4 separate regions of the Homo sapiens genome follow, and regions 2, 3 and 4 are each linked to region 1. A link is a contact called in ENCODE Hi-C or POLR2A ChIA-PET data. All regions are on one chromosome and are shown on one strand. The core of a region is the stretch at or near the end of the contact, and the rest is flanking DNA. Distances in the headings are between cores, read along the strand shown. Region 1 holds the start of DELE1 (DAP3 binding cell death enhancer 1). Region 2 holds the start of PCDHGC5 (protocadherin gamma subfamily C, 5). Region 3 overlaps PCDHGA1 (protocadherin gamma subfamily A, 1). Region 4 overlaps SPRY4-AS1 (SPRY4 antisense RNA 1).

Region 1 (3,222 bases), core at 634-3,133:
ACATTTTTATTTATTTATTTTTTATTTTTTGAAGGGTATTCCCAAAACACCAAGTTAAACATTTTTAACATATTATTTTATTTAAACCTCACAACAATTGCATGAGGTATTTTCCCTATTTTACGGATGAAGCTCTTGAGACTTAGTGTGGTTAAGGAACCTGCACAAGATAACATACCTACGAAGTAAGCAAGCTGTGATTCCAACCCAGATTTGTGGGACTCCAAAGCCCACTACTAATCCACTGGACCGTGTTCCTGGAGGCCACAAATGCTCTTTCCTCAGCTGTCTTCTCAGATCCTAGAACGGGCTGATATATGGCTCAAAAGTTCTTTAACGGCCAGGCACGGTGGCTCAAGCCTGTAATCCCAGCACTTTGGAAGGCCAAGGCAGGAGGATCACCTGAGGTCCAGGAGTTCGAGACCAACCTGGCCAACATGGTGAAACCCTGTCTCTACTAAAAATACAAAAATTAGCAGGATGTGGTAGCAGGCGCCTGTAATCTCAGCTACTTGGGAGGCTGAGGCAAGAGAATCGCTTGAACCTGGGAGGCAGAGGTTGCAGTGAGCCGAGATCACACCATTGCACTCCAGCCTGGGCGACAGAGAATCCGTCTCAAAAGAAAAAAAAAAGTTGTCTAACATATTAATACAACTTTCAAGCCACATGCCTCGGTCTAAAAGTAGGTGCCCCCAGTACACTTTTACCCCAGGTAGCAACTTCCACTCACCTTAAAGTCACATACCTGGAGGAAGGGGATAGGGAGGAAATCTAAACATCTTATACTTGAATGTAAGCTCCGTTATTTCACGGATTCAAATGTGGTGAAAGGAACTATTTTTTTTTCCTTTTTTTTTTGAGATGGAGTCTCACTCTGTCGCCCAGGCGCGATCTCGGCTCACTGCAACCTCCCGTCTCCCGTGTTCAAGCAATTCTCCTGCCTCAGCCTCCAGAGTAGCTAGGATTACAGGCGCCCACCACCACGCGCAACTGATTTTTGTATTTTTAGTAGAGACAGGGTTTCACCATGTTGGCCAGGCTGGTCTCAAACTCCTGACCTCAGGTGATCCGCCCGCCTCGGCCTCCCAGAGTGCTGGGATTACAGGCGTGAGCCACCGGGACCAGACGGAACTATTCTTTTCCACAAAAGAACAAACACATACATAACTTTTGCCACGTCTGAAGACGAGGGTTCTAATAGGGCGCGGGTGGTGTCTCAGGTATTTTGAAAGGAGCTACCCAAGAATCTCAGCTTGTCAGGCCAGTCATTCCATTTGACCCTATCTGGCGCGTATTGGGGCCCCGACAAGGTAAGGGGTTGGCATGAAGCTGCACAGTGAGATAAAGCTGGACCGGAGCTAGAACCCAGAATCAAAGCCTTGCCCTGTGCGGTTTCTCATCGCCTACGCAGTCGGGCCCTGGCCTGGCATCTCCAGGCAGGTGGCCTTGGACGGAAGCCCGGCCTACTGGCTTCATTTGTGGGACCCCGGGGGTCCTCTCCTCCGCCCATGGAGCCTGGTTACTCCCACTTCCTCAAGCCTAGGGCCTGGAGAAGCCTTTCCTGGTTCGCGGCCTCACGGTCTGCAAGGTCCTCTTACTTCCCTGAAGCCGCTCCAGCCCCACTTCCCGAAGGTCCCGCTTCCGGGTGGCTCGCTTCGCCACCTGCGGTCCCCTGCCTCGGCTTGGGAACGCCAAGGACATCCCCCACGGAAGCCTGGGCCCACATCCCCATGCCCTTGCCGCACGTCACCGCCCCGCTGGCCCCGAATACGCCTCCGCCCTGCACTTCCTCTCTGCAGCGCCGTCTTTCCGGCCGGGCTCCCTTCTAATTGGCCAGCTCAGAGCTTCCTCGGGTACTCGGCCACTCGGGGCATCGCGGCGGCCTTTCTAGCCGCTGTCCCAAGGGTTGGTCTCGCGCTTTCGGCTGCGAGCTCTCTGTGGTGCTGGCAGCGACATGTGGCGCCTCCCGGGACTCCTGGGCCGAGGTAAGGGACGTCCAAGCAACCAGCGTCACTCTGGGCCGCAAAGACCGAACTGGAGTGGGGGCGGGCCCGAGGAAACAGCCGAAGCGATCGTGGGCCGGGTTAGAGCCAAGGAAGGCGGGGCTTGAAAGAGGGCGGGGAAGTCAGGGGCTGCTGGAATTTGAGATGTGGATGGGCCTAGCTAGAAGAGGGTGGAGTCCAAGAAGTTGGTAGGACTGTTGGGAGGGGGAGGAGTCCAATGGCAGGAGATGGTGGACTGAATGAATGAAAGAGGATTAGGGGCCAATGGAGTAGGCATAGCCAGTGAAGAGAGGAGAGGTTTAGAGTCAAAGAGCCCCAAACATTAGTGAGAGTATATGTATGAACGTTTGGTCATCTTAGAACAGTGGTTGGCATCCACAGGAGACCAGCAGAATCACATGGGCGCTTTTAAAAAACGTGGATGCTCTACCCTGAGAAATCTTAGTTTATTGGTTCTGGGGTACTACCCTAGAATCTGTAGTAGATAAAAGATTCCCATGTGTATCCATGTTTAAGAACCTCTGCTGAGGCAGATGACAGTGATTCCTGGGTTCTTGTTGAGGTGCCTGAGTTTTGGTTGTTCTGTACAGCTCTTCCCCGTACACTGGGACCTAGCCTCTGGAGGGTGACTCCTAAGTCCACCAGCCCAGATGGGCCTCAGACTACCTCCTCCACTTTGCTGGTTCCTGTGCCTAACCTCGACAGGTAAGATACTGCCATTTTACCACTCATTTCCTCCCCTAGTCACCCTTTTTTTTTATTTTTTTTTTTTTGTTGTTTTTTGAGATGGAGTCTCATTCTGTCGCCCAGGCTGGAGTGCAGTGGGGCAATCTCAGCTCACTGCAACCTCCGCCTCCCAGGTTCAAGCAGTTCTCTGCCTCAGCCTCCCGAGTAGCTGGGATTACAGGCACCCGTCACCACACCCTGCTAATTTTTATTTTATTTTATTTTTTTTGAGACAGAGTCTCGCTCTGTCGCCCAGGCTGGAGTGCAGTGGCGCGATCTTGGCTCACTGAAACCTCCGCCTCCTGGGTTCAAGCGATTCTGCTGCCTCAGCCTCCCAAGTAGCTGGGATTTCAGGCATGCACCATCACGCCTGGCTAATTTTTTTTGTATTTTTAGTAGAGACGGGGTTTCACCATGTTAGCCAGGATGGTCTTGATCTCCTGATCTCATGATCTGCCCGCCTCAGCCTCCCAAAGTGCTGGGATTACAGTGT
Region 2 (3,674 bases), core at 943-3,442, 430 kb before region 1:
TGGTTCCTTATGTCCCCAAGCACTGCCTCCATCAGTTGGTGCTGGCCACCTAATCACAAAGGTGACTGCTGTGGACTTGGATTCAGGTTACAATGCTTGGGTTTCCTATCAGCTCCTGGAGGCCCCAGATCCCAGCCTGTTTGCAGTCTCTCGATATGCTGGGGAGGTGCGGACGGCTGTTCCTATCCCAGCTGACCTCCCACCACAGAAGCTGGTCATTGTGGTAAAGGATAGTGGTAGTCCACCACTCTCTACCTCTGTTACTCTCTTAGTGTCCTTAGAGGAAGACACTCATCCAGTTGTCCCAGATCTTCGAGAATCTTCAGCTCCAAGGGAAGGAGAATCTCGTCTAACCCTCTACTTGGCTGTGTCCCTAGTGGCAATTTGCTTTGTCTCCTTTGGCTCATTCGTGGCACTACTCTCTAAGTGTCTTCGTGGGGCAGCCTGTGGAGTCACATGCTTTCCTGCTGGCACCTGTGCCTGTCTCACCAGATCTCGAAGGAGGGAGGGGCTTCCCCCTTCCAATGGGATCCTCCGAATCCAGCTAGGGTCAGATGACCCTATCAAGTTTGTTGATGTGGGAGGCCACTCTCATGGCTGTACACCCTTGGCTTCTGCACCCACTCGGAGTGATAGCTTCATGATGGTGAAGTCACCCAGTGCACCTATGGCAGGGGAGCCTGTTCGCCCAAGCTGCCCACCCTCTGATCTTCTCTATGGGCTAGAGGTGAGACCTTTGCAGGCTCAACAAATGCTTGAGGGTTATTCTGATCCAGGCATATGGCTAGGCCATGTCCTAGAGAGTACTGGCCTCTCAGTAAGTGCCCATAGTGATGTCACCATTTTTGTAAGAGGTAACTATGTGGTAGACGCTGTGCTTTGTAACTGTTTCGTGAATTAACCAGAGTTGTCACAGTTTAGCATTGGGGGCGGGTCATGCCTATATCTGAGTAAGAAATGAAAGTAATTGGTGATCAAGAGCCAGGCTGTTGTGGAAGCATGATGATGGAATGTGGGAGCACAGGAGGCTACAGTGCACAGGGTACAGTGCACCAGGCAGTCACTTGGACAAAGGTGGCTGTTTTCTCTACTCTTCCTGAAAGAGGGGATCAGATTCTGAAGTACCTTAACTCTAGGTTACCATTTCCCAAGGGATTGAGGGGAAATAAAATCTTTGTCTCCCAGTATCTAGTACACTGTGAAGGGACCTCTCTATTTGAAACATAGAGACAGCAGAAAGAGGAGAGAACTAAAGGAATAGAGAGGCACGCATCAGAGTGGTGGCATAGATCTTTTGGTCTGGGTCTTAGGACTCATATCAAGTCCCTACTGGGGATTTGAACTAGATGCGGTAAATTGGAAGGTTGGGGCGGGTTGGTCATCACCTTTGGAAAAAACAGTAAGTGAAATCACTTATGTCAGAAAACTGGTTTACAGTTGGCTGATTCATAGAAACAGCCACCCTGTGCATCTTTAAGTTGAGTTCTCCTGAATTTGGTGAAACCATGAAACCTAGAAGCCAAGCCATCCATGCTTGGCCTCTGACCACCCTCCTGGGTGACCTGATTCAGCCCCAGAAATGTTCCCCTACCCAAAAACTGTAACACTCATTCCACATTTGGGGTCTGGGGTGTCAGAAAAGCTAAGTCCCATGTCAGCTGACATTGAGATTTCCGCAAAGCATTGCTGGAGAGTCAGGGCAAGACTTTACAAGGTTCTTACTAATCTTTTCTCTCACCTTAGCAGCATTCAGCAGGATGGGGGAGGGTGGGGGAATACATGGGCTTTGCCTCTCCCAGAAGGACAAGATTTTGCTGGTTCAAGCAAAGTGGTGGAAGCTTCTGAAGTCATGCAGGAAGTTGCTGGGACAGAACGCTGAGGAGTTTTGTATCACTTTGTCTTCCCTGTTGAGTACCATCTGAGCTGTCAAACTTTGCTGCCAAGGGGGCTGAATCAACCTGCAGCACGAAGTGAGTGGGGAGGTAGGAAGCTTCTGTGACACAGATTTGCAGCCTGTGTTCCCAAGGTTTCCAGGATTGAGGAAACTCCATAATTGGTTGAGAGCACACAGACTTTTTGGCCAATCAGACTCAGAGCTGAGGTGGGAGATCTGCTCTTCCAGCCCGCCTCTCCTCCTCCAGCTCCCCAGCTCCACTCAAATTCAGCTCCCCTCCCCCCTGCCCACCCCCGCCACTCGGTGACTAAGAACTGCTGCAAGCAGGCAAACCTCCGAGCAGTTTTTAAGAGGCTGGAAGGAGACATAAGAGACTTCAGCTGCTGCATTCCAAGCCCTGGGTCTACCTTGGAGACAGGACAGCACAGACTTACTCTCCACAAAGGGACTTCTGGGTCATGGGGCCCAAGACACTCCCACAGCTCGCTGGGAAATGGCAAGTGCTGTGCATGTTGTCCTTGTGCTGCTGGGGCTGGGTGTCTGGGCAGCTTCGTTACTCAGTGGTGGAGGAGTCTGAGCCGGGGACGCTGGTGGGGAATGTTGCTCAGGATCTGGGCTTAAAGATGACAGATCTGTTGAGCCGGCGGCTGCAATTGGGCTCTGAGGAGAATGGGCGCTATTTTTCCCTGAGCTTGATGAGTGGTGCCCTGGCAGTGAATCAAAAGATTGACCGAGAAAGCCTATGTGGAGCCAGCACCAGCTGCCTGCTGCCAGTGCAGGTGGTGACTGAACACCCCCTGGAGCTAATCCGTGTAGAGGTAGAGATCCTGGATCTCAATGACAACTCTCCTAGCTTTGCCACCCCTGAGCGAGAGATGCGCATCTCAGAATCAGCAGCATCTGGGGCACGATTCCCACTGGACAGTGCCCAGGATCCGGATGTGGGCACCAATACTGTGAGCTTTTACACTCTAAGCCCCAACAGCCACTTCTCTCTGAATGTGAAGACCCTAAAAGATGGGAAGCCATTCCCAGAGCTGGTGCTAGAGCAGCAGCTGGATCGTGAAGCCCAGGCAAGACATCAGCTGGTGCTTACTGCTGTGGATGGGGGGACCCCAGCCCGCTCAGGGACCACCCTTATCTCTGTCATCGTGCTGGACATCAATGATAATGCTCCAACCTTCCAATCCTCAGTTCTACGTGTGGGAATCCCAGAGAATGCACCCATTGGTACTCTGCTGCTCCGCCTCAATGCCACTGATCCAGACGAGGGCACCAACGGCCAACTAGACTATTCTTTTGGAGACCACACATCTGAGGCAGTGCGGAACCTCTTTGGCCTAGACCCTAGCAGTGGGGCAATCCATGTGTTGGGTCCCATAGACTTTGAGGAGTCACGTTTCTATGAAATTCATGCAAGAGCCCGTGACCAGGGACAGCCTGCCATGGAGGGCCACTGTGTGATTCAAGTGGATGTGGGGGATGTCAATGACAATGCCCCAGAGGTGCTATTGGCCTCTTTGGCCAACCCTGTCCTAGAGAGCACACCAGTGGGCACAGTAGTGGGGTTGTTTAATGTGCGAGACCGGGACTCAGGTAGAAATGGTGAAGTGAGCCTTGATATCTCTCCGGACCTGCCATTTCAGATTAAGCCTTCTGAGAACCACTACTCGCTGCTAACCAGCCAGCCTTTGGACCGGGAGGCCACATCCCACTATATCATCGAGCTGCTGGCCAGCGATGCTGGTTCACCTTCCCTACACAAACATCTCACCATCAG
Region 3 (3,718 bases), core at 193-2,692, 410 kb before region 1:
TAGACCTTCTTCTCCCACCCCCTTCTGCCCCTGGGTCCCCGGCCATCCAGCGGGGCTGCCAGAGAACCCCAGACCTGCCCTTACAGTAGTGTAGCGCCCCCTCCCTCTTTCGGCTGGTGTAGAATAGCCAGTAGTGTAGTGCGGTGTGCTTTTACGTGATGGCGGGTGGGCAGCGGGCGGCGGGCTCCGCGCAGCCGTCTGTCCTTGATCTGCCCGCGGCGGCCCGTGTTGTGTTTTGTGCTGTGTCCACGCGCTAAGGCGACCCCCTCCCCCGTACTGACTTCTCCTATAAGCGCTTCTCTTCGCATAGTCACGTAGCTCCCACCCCACCCTCTTCCTGTGTCTCACGCAAGTTTTATACTCTAATATTTATATGGCTTTTTTTCTTCGACAAAAAAATAATAAAACGTTTCTTCTGAAAAGCTGAACGTTTCTGTATAAGCGATGGAAGCTCCTGGCATGTGTGCATGAAGTGATGAGCTGAGGTGGGTGCTGGAAGAAGGGCGGAATCGGGAGGCCACTTTGTGTCATTGCGCGTCTAGATGTTTCCGAATTGCGTGTGTGTGTGTGACTGTGCAATATGGTTGTGTATGCTTGCAATGCCGTTGTGCCTATGAGACAGTGTGCGATTGTGTGCCTATGGATCTGTGTACCGTGTGCCATTGTGTGATCGGTCCGCTGTGGGGGTGGGGATCTGAGTGCGGCGTGTCAGTGTGCAGTGGAGTGTGCAGTCTAAGCTTGCGGCTGTCTCCAGGCAGAAGAGGAGACCCCGGCGCGGGCGGGGGCGGGTTGGCGCCGGGCAAACGCCTTGGGTAGAGGGGAGAGGACGTTTCGTTAGTTCCCGCCCCTTCCTGACTAAAATTGCCTACCCGAAGCGCCCCGGAGGGCTTCACGGGAGGAGGGTAGACTCTCCTTTGCCCCCGCACCCCCACCCCCGCTGCCTAGGGGTTTTGGGAAAGCCGCGGGAGTGGGAGGGAATGCGGGAGGTGATTCTTCCAAAGCCAAGTCTGCAGCTCGAGCCTCAGTTTCCCCATCTGGAATTCGCCTTCCCGCTGACATCTCCGTAGCGAAGCCTAAGAAATTGGAGGGCTCATCCTCTTCTTGCGGGGGTCAAGGGGACTGAAAGGACGTGCAGGAAATGAGATCCATCGCAGACTCAGCTCCCCTCCCTCCTTCCTGTCGGTGCTTTTCCACTCACTCGCCTGCTCTCCCATCTCCCCGCCCCCTCCGCCTGCCTCCTCGAAGCACTGTGGGATTCCGAGGTTGCTGCAGCCAGAGAAGCTGCAGAAAAACACGGAGCTGGGGGTGAAGGGGGACTTAAAAGGGGAACTACCCGGAAGGACCCAAGAACACAAAGACAGAGCCACTGCGGTTATCTGGCTGGTCAGCAAGGGTATGCGGCTTCCTCCGCGCTGCGGAGGCTCCCAGAGCCAGGTCACCCATTCTGCCAGCTCAAGTCTGTTGTCATGGGAACCAAACCTTCCAACTTAAGAATCTGGGGGCGACTTTCTAGCGTGGGAGGAAGGGTGGTGTGCACGGTTGCTGAGATGGAAGCAGGGTTTTGTTACTCAGAGCCAGGCTGCGGAGGGGCGGGGTGCCGGGCGCCTGGGTTCTATTCCAGGCACAGCAGCAGACTGGCAGAGCGCGTGAGCAGCTGTGGTTTGTCCCCTAATTGGTATGTGTGCCTATAAAGCTCTGAACCAGAAAGGCGTGGCCTCCGGGGGGACGGGAGGGAGGCGGCAGGCAACCCATCCCCACACCTCAGGCCATACTGAGGAGGCAGCTGCCCAGGCTCCAGGGCTATTTAAAAGGCTTTTATTTCCAGTTCCAGAGCCCGCCCGAATGGGTTTGTGGTCCTCTCCAGGCCTCTCCCTGTCTATCCTGGGCCTGCTCATTGCTGGTCTGGCTTTTTTGTGCAGGTCATAACGTGCTCAGACAAGTATGGCTCCAAGTGGCAAGTCATCTGGAGCATGACCTCAGGCTCCCAACCTCTGCTGGGCAGGCTCAGGTTTCCACCCCAGGGTAAACCCCTCTACTCTGGAATGTGGTCTGTGGCCACCAACAGAGCAGAGGGGATGAGAAAATGGGAGCCAGATGCTTCCCTCAGCAAGAGACACAGGTACTGCCAGGAAACCTTGCGTGACATCTGGGAACATGAAAGGTTCCAAGTGAGTTCCAAAAAAGGGCTCCAAACCAAGTAGCAGCAATGTGGAAGAGTCAGGGAGCTGAACCAGGCGCCCACTCCTTTACTGTGGCCAAACGGCCCTGAGGTGAGCTCTGGTGGGGCAGCAGCCACCATGTATTAATCATCTCTAGCCCTGTGCCCAAGTAAAGTGTCTGGCACCTTTAGCTTTTTCACAGTGATTTGTCAGGTCAACCAGGGATTTGAGGCAGGAAAGACTAGAGGAGCCTGGACTAGAGTGAAAAGAAAACAGCTCAGAAATTCACACAGGAAGCTGTAAGGCAGTACTGTTTCAATGCTTTATTAACAGTTGGAAACAAAACCAACAAACTGGAGGTGATGACATCCCAGAAGCCTATGAGGCAAGGGAAATAGGTTTGCATTTTGTCCCTCACACCTCTCTCTCTCTCTCTTTTTTTTTATTAAATGCATCTTAGCAAAAGTAGATTAAAAAAGAAAGGGTCAAAGCCCCAGATGTCAGCGAGCAGGGAGGAGGTGACCCAGGGGAGCAACAGACGCCCTGCATCAGAGTCCTCCCAGGAATAGTCCAAAGGAGCTGCTCTTGCCCCTTTATACACAAGCGCCAGCAACCAAAACCCTCCCTCCTGGCAATAAGGCCTCACTATAGTTGCCCTCATGCTTCCTAAGCTCTCTCTTGCTCTAATAACTCTAATTCTGGGCCAAGCCCAAGAGTGCCATTCTTTCTTCCTAGCTGGGGATGGAAAGCTGAGAGGGGCACAAGGAGGGCAAAAGTATCACCCTAAGCCAGAGAATTGCAGCTTCCTGTGGTTGGGGCCACCAAACAGTTCAGTGTGCCCACCCACTTCTCTTTTAGAAGAGAGCTGGGGTACAGTGTATGAAGGCACTCCTGGTGCCCAGTTCCCCAGAATGTCCAGTTAGCATCTGCACATTTGGCTTGATACATTTATACATTTATAAAAAACTCTGTGGTCTTAGAGTTCCTGCTACTCTTAGGCCTGGCCCAGCTCAACCAGAGAAGGGGTTCCTCCTGTGTCGGATTCCCTGGGAGAGAGGATCTGCCTTGGACTCAAGGGTCCAGAAGGTCCAGGGGCACATTCAGGATTGGGCCTGTGAGAAGAAATCCCAGAACTCTGTAACCTGCCACCAAAGCTTCTTACATTATGGAGGGGAAAGGGGGAAGGAACAGTTTTCTTTAAAAAAATTTTTTTTTTCATACAAAAATAGATCCATTTGCAAAACAATTTCTCAGCCAGGAGGCTCCACCTCCCATTTCCTTGTAGACAGAGGGTGAGGTGTTGGGATGGTCACAGTACAACCCATAGTCCAGATGAGATGCACCAAAGCTCAGGGAAGGCATGAGGAGGGAAGGTGGCTCAGTAGCCTGGGGTTGGTGCAGAGCGTCCAGAGAGGCAAGGGCATAAAGCGTGGCAGAAGCTGGGGGCAGGTCCCACACTGTCGCTATGCCCTGCCTGCCTGCCCACAGGCTCTGGCCTGGGCCACAGCACAGCAGGGAAACTGGTCCAGATCCTTTGCTTTGGAGGCCTTTCCCAGGAA
Region 4 (3,564 bases), core at 655-3,154, 430 kb after region 1:
TGAGATGGAGTCTTGCTCTGTCACCAGGCTGGAGTGCAGTGGCGCGATCTCGGCTCACTGCAACCTCTGCCTCCTGGGTTCAAGGGATTCCACTGCCTCAGCCTCCCAAGTAGCTGGGACTACAGGCGGTGCCACCACGCCCGGCTAATTTTTTGTATTTTAGTAGAGACGGAGTTTCGCCATGTTGGCCAGGAGATGGTCTCCATCTCCTGACCTCATGATCTGCCTGCCTCGGCCTCCCAAAGTGCTGGGATTAACAGGCGTGAGCCACTGCGCCCAGCCACCTTACTGCATTTTAAACCCAAACTTTAAATATCATCTAGGTCAGTGGCTCTTTTTTTTTTTTTTTTGAAACAGAGTTTTGCTCTTGTTGCCCAGGCTGCAACGCAATGGCGCCATCTCAGCTCACCGCAACCTCCACCTGCCGGGTTCAAGTGATTCTCCAGCCTCAGCCTCCTGAGCAGCTGGGATTACAGGTGCACGCCACCACGCCCGGCTAATTTTGTATTTTTAGTAGAGACGGGGTTTCTCCATGTTGGTCAGGCTGGTCTCAAACTCCTGACCTCAACTGATCCGCCCGCCTCGGCCTCCCAAAGTGCTGGGATTACAGGCGTGAGCCACCGCGCCCGGCCCTAAGTCAGTGGCTCTTAACCCTGGTTGTACACTAAACTCACTTTTGAAGTCTTACAGAAATGCCAGTGCCTAGGCCCCATTACCAAAGATCCTCATTCCCTTTGTCTGAGGTGGGGTCAGGGGTGTCAGTGTTTTTGAAAGCCTCCCTGGGAATTCTCATTTGCACCTAGGTTGAGAAGTACTGTATCTAGTTCAGTGTCTCATTTTCCTTATAGGAAGCTGTGAGGCCGAGAGATGAAAGGAAAGGCTCAGGCGATATAGCAAGAGCAGAAGGACCCAAGCCCCTTATCAAGGCTTGTATTCAAGGGGAAAATGCAGCCCTGGGGCTGCCCTTCACTCGGTCTTTGGGATGAGACTTCTGAGCTCTTTCCTGATAATAATGTTTGGACCTTTCCAACCCAGTTCTTCCTAGCACCCTTGCCTTTTCATCCTTGGATGCCTCAGGTCAGACCCCTCAGAGAGGTGTCCCTACAGAAAGCCGCTGTTCTAGAATGTGACCCATTAAAAAACTCATAGCACTTGTAGATGTGAAATAATCCTGTTCATTCATTTTTGAGAATCTAAGCCCCCTGTGGGCAGGAACCGTATCTGTGTTGTTCCTGCGGTGCGGGGGCTTAGAGTAGTGACCAGCACTTAGTAAAACATACTCATTAAATGACTGAATGAACGAAATCCCAGGAGGCCAGTTGAGTAGTTTTTTTTTTTTTTTTTTTTTTTCCTGGTCCCGACCATCTGATTCTCATTACTTCTACAGCTCGGGAAGTCTCTGCTTTGGCATTTTATAAACCTCCTGTGCGTACGTCGACATTTTAACCATAAATCCAGAGTTTTGGGACTGCAAAACTCGAGGCCAGGGGATTGGGGGAGGGGGATAACTACCCGGAGGTCCGAAGCCCGGCGGAGCTGCCCTGGGGTTGGGGGGAGGGACGGGAACCCTCGGGAGGACGCCCCTCCGCCCCCTGCCCACCCCCTCGGCGGGACATGGCCCCGGGCCGGGACGTCCTTCAGATTGGTGCGCCGCCGCCGCGGCCGTCTCCTCCCGTCGGGCGGGGTGGGGGGTGGTGAGGGACGCGATCCAGGTCGTGGCCTGGCGGCGGCTCCGGCCACAGCCCCCGCATTCCGGCCGCGCGCCCCCGGAGGTGACGCCTTGAGGAAGCTGTATTTTTTTGGGGGGGAGCCGCAGGGAACCGTTGGGAGAGGGGCCCTGTGTGTGTCCCTTTAAGAGCCGGAGCGCTGCCTCCGCCTCGCAGGCGCCCGGAGCCTCACAAAAGAACAGGATGTTGTTGATTTGTCACCAAACCACAGAGAGGAAATGATTGTAAATTTCCTTTAAACATCCCCACCGCGCTCCGGCCGCCCCCGCTTCCGCCTCCTCCGCCCCCGCCCGGTTCGGCACAGCGGGGCCTCAGCGCTCCCGCGGGGCGCCTGCTCCCCGGCCGGGCCACGGGCCGAGCGGCTCCTGGGCGCCTGCGGGAGGAGCCCCCGGCCCGGCCGCTGCCCCAGCTCGCGTTCCAGTTGCTTTTTCTACAGTTGCAGCGGAGGAAGGTCCTGGGCTTTTGTGTGAGCCCGCGCGCCGCCCTTCTCTCCGGGAGCGAATGGGAACCGCGCGCGGGGAGCTCCGTGCTGTGTCTAGGGAGCGCCTTAGCGCGCCATCCCCGTTTAGCCTCGCAGCTTCCCTGTAGAGGCAACAACCGTTATCTCCTTCGTTAGGGTCTGGAGGGAAACTGAGGCCCAGGTTAGTTACGTGAGCCGAAAGTCACCAGCTCTTGGAACGCTTTGGGGGCTCTTGGAACACACCATGCAGGTTTAGGTCACCCCAGACCTTATATTTGTGAATCAGTGAGCGACCGGAACATTCTAGAATCCCCAAGTCATCAAAAGTGGCAATTTACATTGCGAAGTCCAAAGCAATGATTGCCAAGTCCAAGTTTTTTCGTGGGGGAACGTCCCTCACCACTTCCAGCCGGGCATCCACTTTTCAGAAGCTGTTTGGGTCTCAGTTTCTACTTTCACTCCATTTGCTTGTAAGATTTCAGGAAGCCTCTGGTGGAGTAAGTGTTTGCTCCCAACCTGTGGCCCATGTTGGAGTGGTGTGGTCTGTGGTCTAGGAAAGGGCTGCCTTTGCTGTACAGAGTGTTCTTTTGGAGCAAGTAATGCTTATTCCGGCATAGGCTGCACTGGGCTTCTTGAACTAAAAGCAGCAGCTAATGTCCTAGACACCGCTGAACAGAATTCTCTCATTTCATCCTTTGACCAGCCCCAGGAGGTAGAGGTTGCTTTTCTCTTTAAACAGTTGAGGAAGCAGGTTCAGAGAGGCTGAGGAACCGGACCAGCTTGCACATTGTAAGTGGAAGACAAAAGACTCATTTAGTTACCACATTCTGATTACTGGTGATGTCTCTCTTTAATACTTTGTCTTATTACTCGCTTGCGGAGACAGGTGGTGAAGAGAATACAGGATATTTTTGTTGGGTCTTGTTACCTCAACTTCCAGGGAGCTCTGGGCCGGACTCCACTTTCTGGGAATAGAGTTAGGTGGCCAGTGCTCTCAGACTGGAATCTTCCCTTTGCCAGCCTTATGAGAGGTCCTGAGTGGCTTGGGGACTGAGGTGGAGTTCTTTTCACTCTACTTGAATAGGAAAATGGGCTCCTTTAAACGATTACCTGGAGTTGGATTTCTAAGGCTGAATAGCCCCAGTCCAATGCAAGCCCTTCTATTCAGATTTCTCAGCTCTAGGGGGCAATGGTAAGAGCTGGTGAGATGTATGGAGGGTTGACTTTGAATATTAAACGTGCGGTTCCTAACAGCTAATGTTTTCGTGTGCCTGCTATGTGCCATGCACTGTGCCAGGTGCTGTGCACGTGTTTTCTCATTTGATCCTAAGCCACGAAAAGTTGGTACCCAGAGAGGTCGTGCACCTAGAAATGATG

The links. Hi-C counts contacts between places; a loop is a spot of excess contacts on that map. ChIA-PET counts read pairs that join two places held with the same protein, here RNA polymerase II (POLR2A). Pooled maps may share reads with other maps.
Region 2: a pooled map shows a loop between it and region 1 (2.0-fold over the local background). The contact joins the promoter of PCDHGC5 here to the promoter of DELE1 in region 1. A Hi-C loop is called at or near these places in 1 of 37 single-sample maps with no recorded cell type and 3 of 50 pooled maps. POLR2A ChIA-PET finds 5 or more read pairs at or near these places in 2 of 52 experiments (both activated T-cell).
Region 3: a pooled map shows a loop between it and region 1 (4-fold over the local background). The contact joins the enhancer-like site here to the promoter of DELE1 in region 1. A Hi-C loop is called at or near these places in 1 of 37 single-sample maps with no recorded cell type and 4 of 50 pooled maps. POLR2A ChIA-PET finds 5 or more read pairs at or near these places in 1 of 52 experiments (activated T-cell).
Region 4: a loop to region 1 is called in a map of naive thymus-derived CD4-positive, alpha-beta T cell, with 14 times the contacts of the local background. The contact joins the enhancer-like site here to the promoter of DELE1 in region 1. A Hi-C loop is called at or near these places in 1 of 168 maps with a recorded cell type or tissue (naive thymus-derived CD4-positive, alpha-beta T cell), 3 of 37 single-sample maps with no recorded cell type and 8 of 50 pooled maps. POLR2A ChIA-PET finds 5 or more read pairs at or near these places in 1 of 52 experiments (GM12878).

What each region holds. Positions count from the first base shown.
Region 1 is chr5:141,921,988-141,925,209 of GRCh38, forward strand. DELE1 (DAP3 binding cell death enhancer 1) reads left to right here and starts at 1,884. Exons shown (of 12, transcript NM_014773.5): 1 at 1,884-1,985; 2 at 2,594-2,708. The coding sequence starts at 1,955. RefSeq lists an enhancer at 1,765-2,278.
Region 2 is chr5:141,486,889-141,490,562 of GRCh38, forward strand. PCDHGC5 (protocadherin gamma subfamily C, 5) reads left to right here and starts at 2,193. Exons shown (of 4, transcript NM_018929.3): 1 at 2,193-3,674. The coding sequence starts at 2,353. The region is part of intron 1 of PCDHGA1 (protocadherin gamma subfamily A, 1); the gene reads left to right. The region is part of intron 1 of PCDHGA2 (protocadherin gamma subfamily A, 2); the gene reads left to right. The region is part of intron 1 of PCDHGA3 (protocadherin gamma subfamily A, 3); the gene reads left to right. It also overlaps PCDHGB1, PCDHGA4, PCDHGB2, PCDHGA5, PCDHGB3 and PCDHGA6, and 13 more genes.
Region 3 is chr5:141,512,554-141,516,271 of GRCh38, forward strand. PCDHGA1 (protocadherin gamma subfamily A, 1) reads left to right here. Exons shown (of 4, transcript NM_018912.3): 4 at 1-422. PCDHGA2 (protocadherin gamma subfamily A, 2) reads left to right here. Exons shown (of 4, transcript NM_018915.4): 4 at 1-422. PCDHGA3 (protocadherin gamma subfamily A, 3) reads left to right here. Exons shown (of 4, transcript NM_018916.4): 4 at 1-422. It overlaps PCDHGB1 (protocadherin gamma subfamily B, 1), which reads left to right. Exons shown (of 4, transcript NM_018922.3): 4 at 1-422. It also overlaps PCDHGA4, PCDHGB2, PCDHGA5, PCDHGB3, PCDHGA6 and PCDHGA7, and 14 more genes. Among named protein-coding and RNA genes, the nearest start is that of PCDHGC5, 25 kb to the left of the region's middle. RefSeq lists enhancers at 981-1,606, 1,152-1,271, 1,607-2,232, 2,012-2,261, 2,233-2,858 and 1 more. Within about 2 kb of position 1,443, at least 33 of the 41 ENCODE cell types and tissues checked have a DNase peak (open chromatin) inside an H3K27ac peak, as active enhancers do.
Region 4 is chr5:142,355,172-142,358,735 of GRCh38, forward strand. The region is part of intron 3 of SPRY4-AS1 (SPRY4 antisense RNA 1); the gene reads left to right. Among named protein-coding and RNA genes, the nearest start is that of SPRY4-AS1, 32 kb to the left of the region's middle. RefSeq lists enhancers at 1-690, 691-1,492 and a silencer at 1,530-2,179. Within about 2 kb of position 1,905, at least 34 of the 41 ENCODE cell types and tissues checked have a DNase peak (open chromatin) inside an H3K27ac peak, as active enhancers do.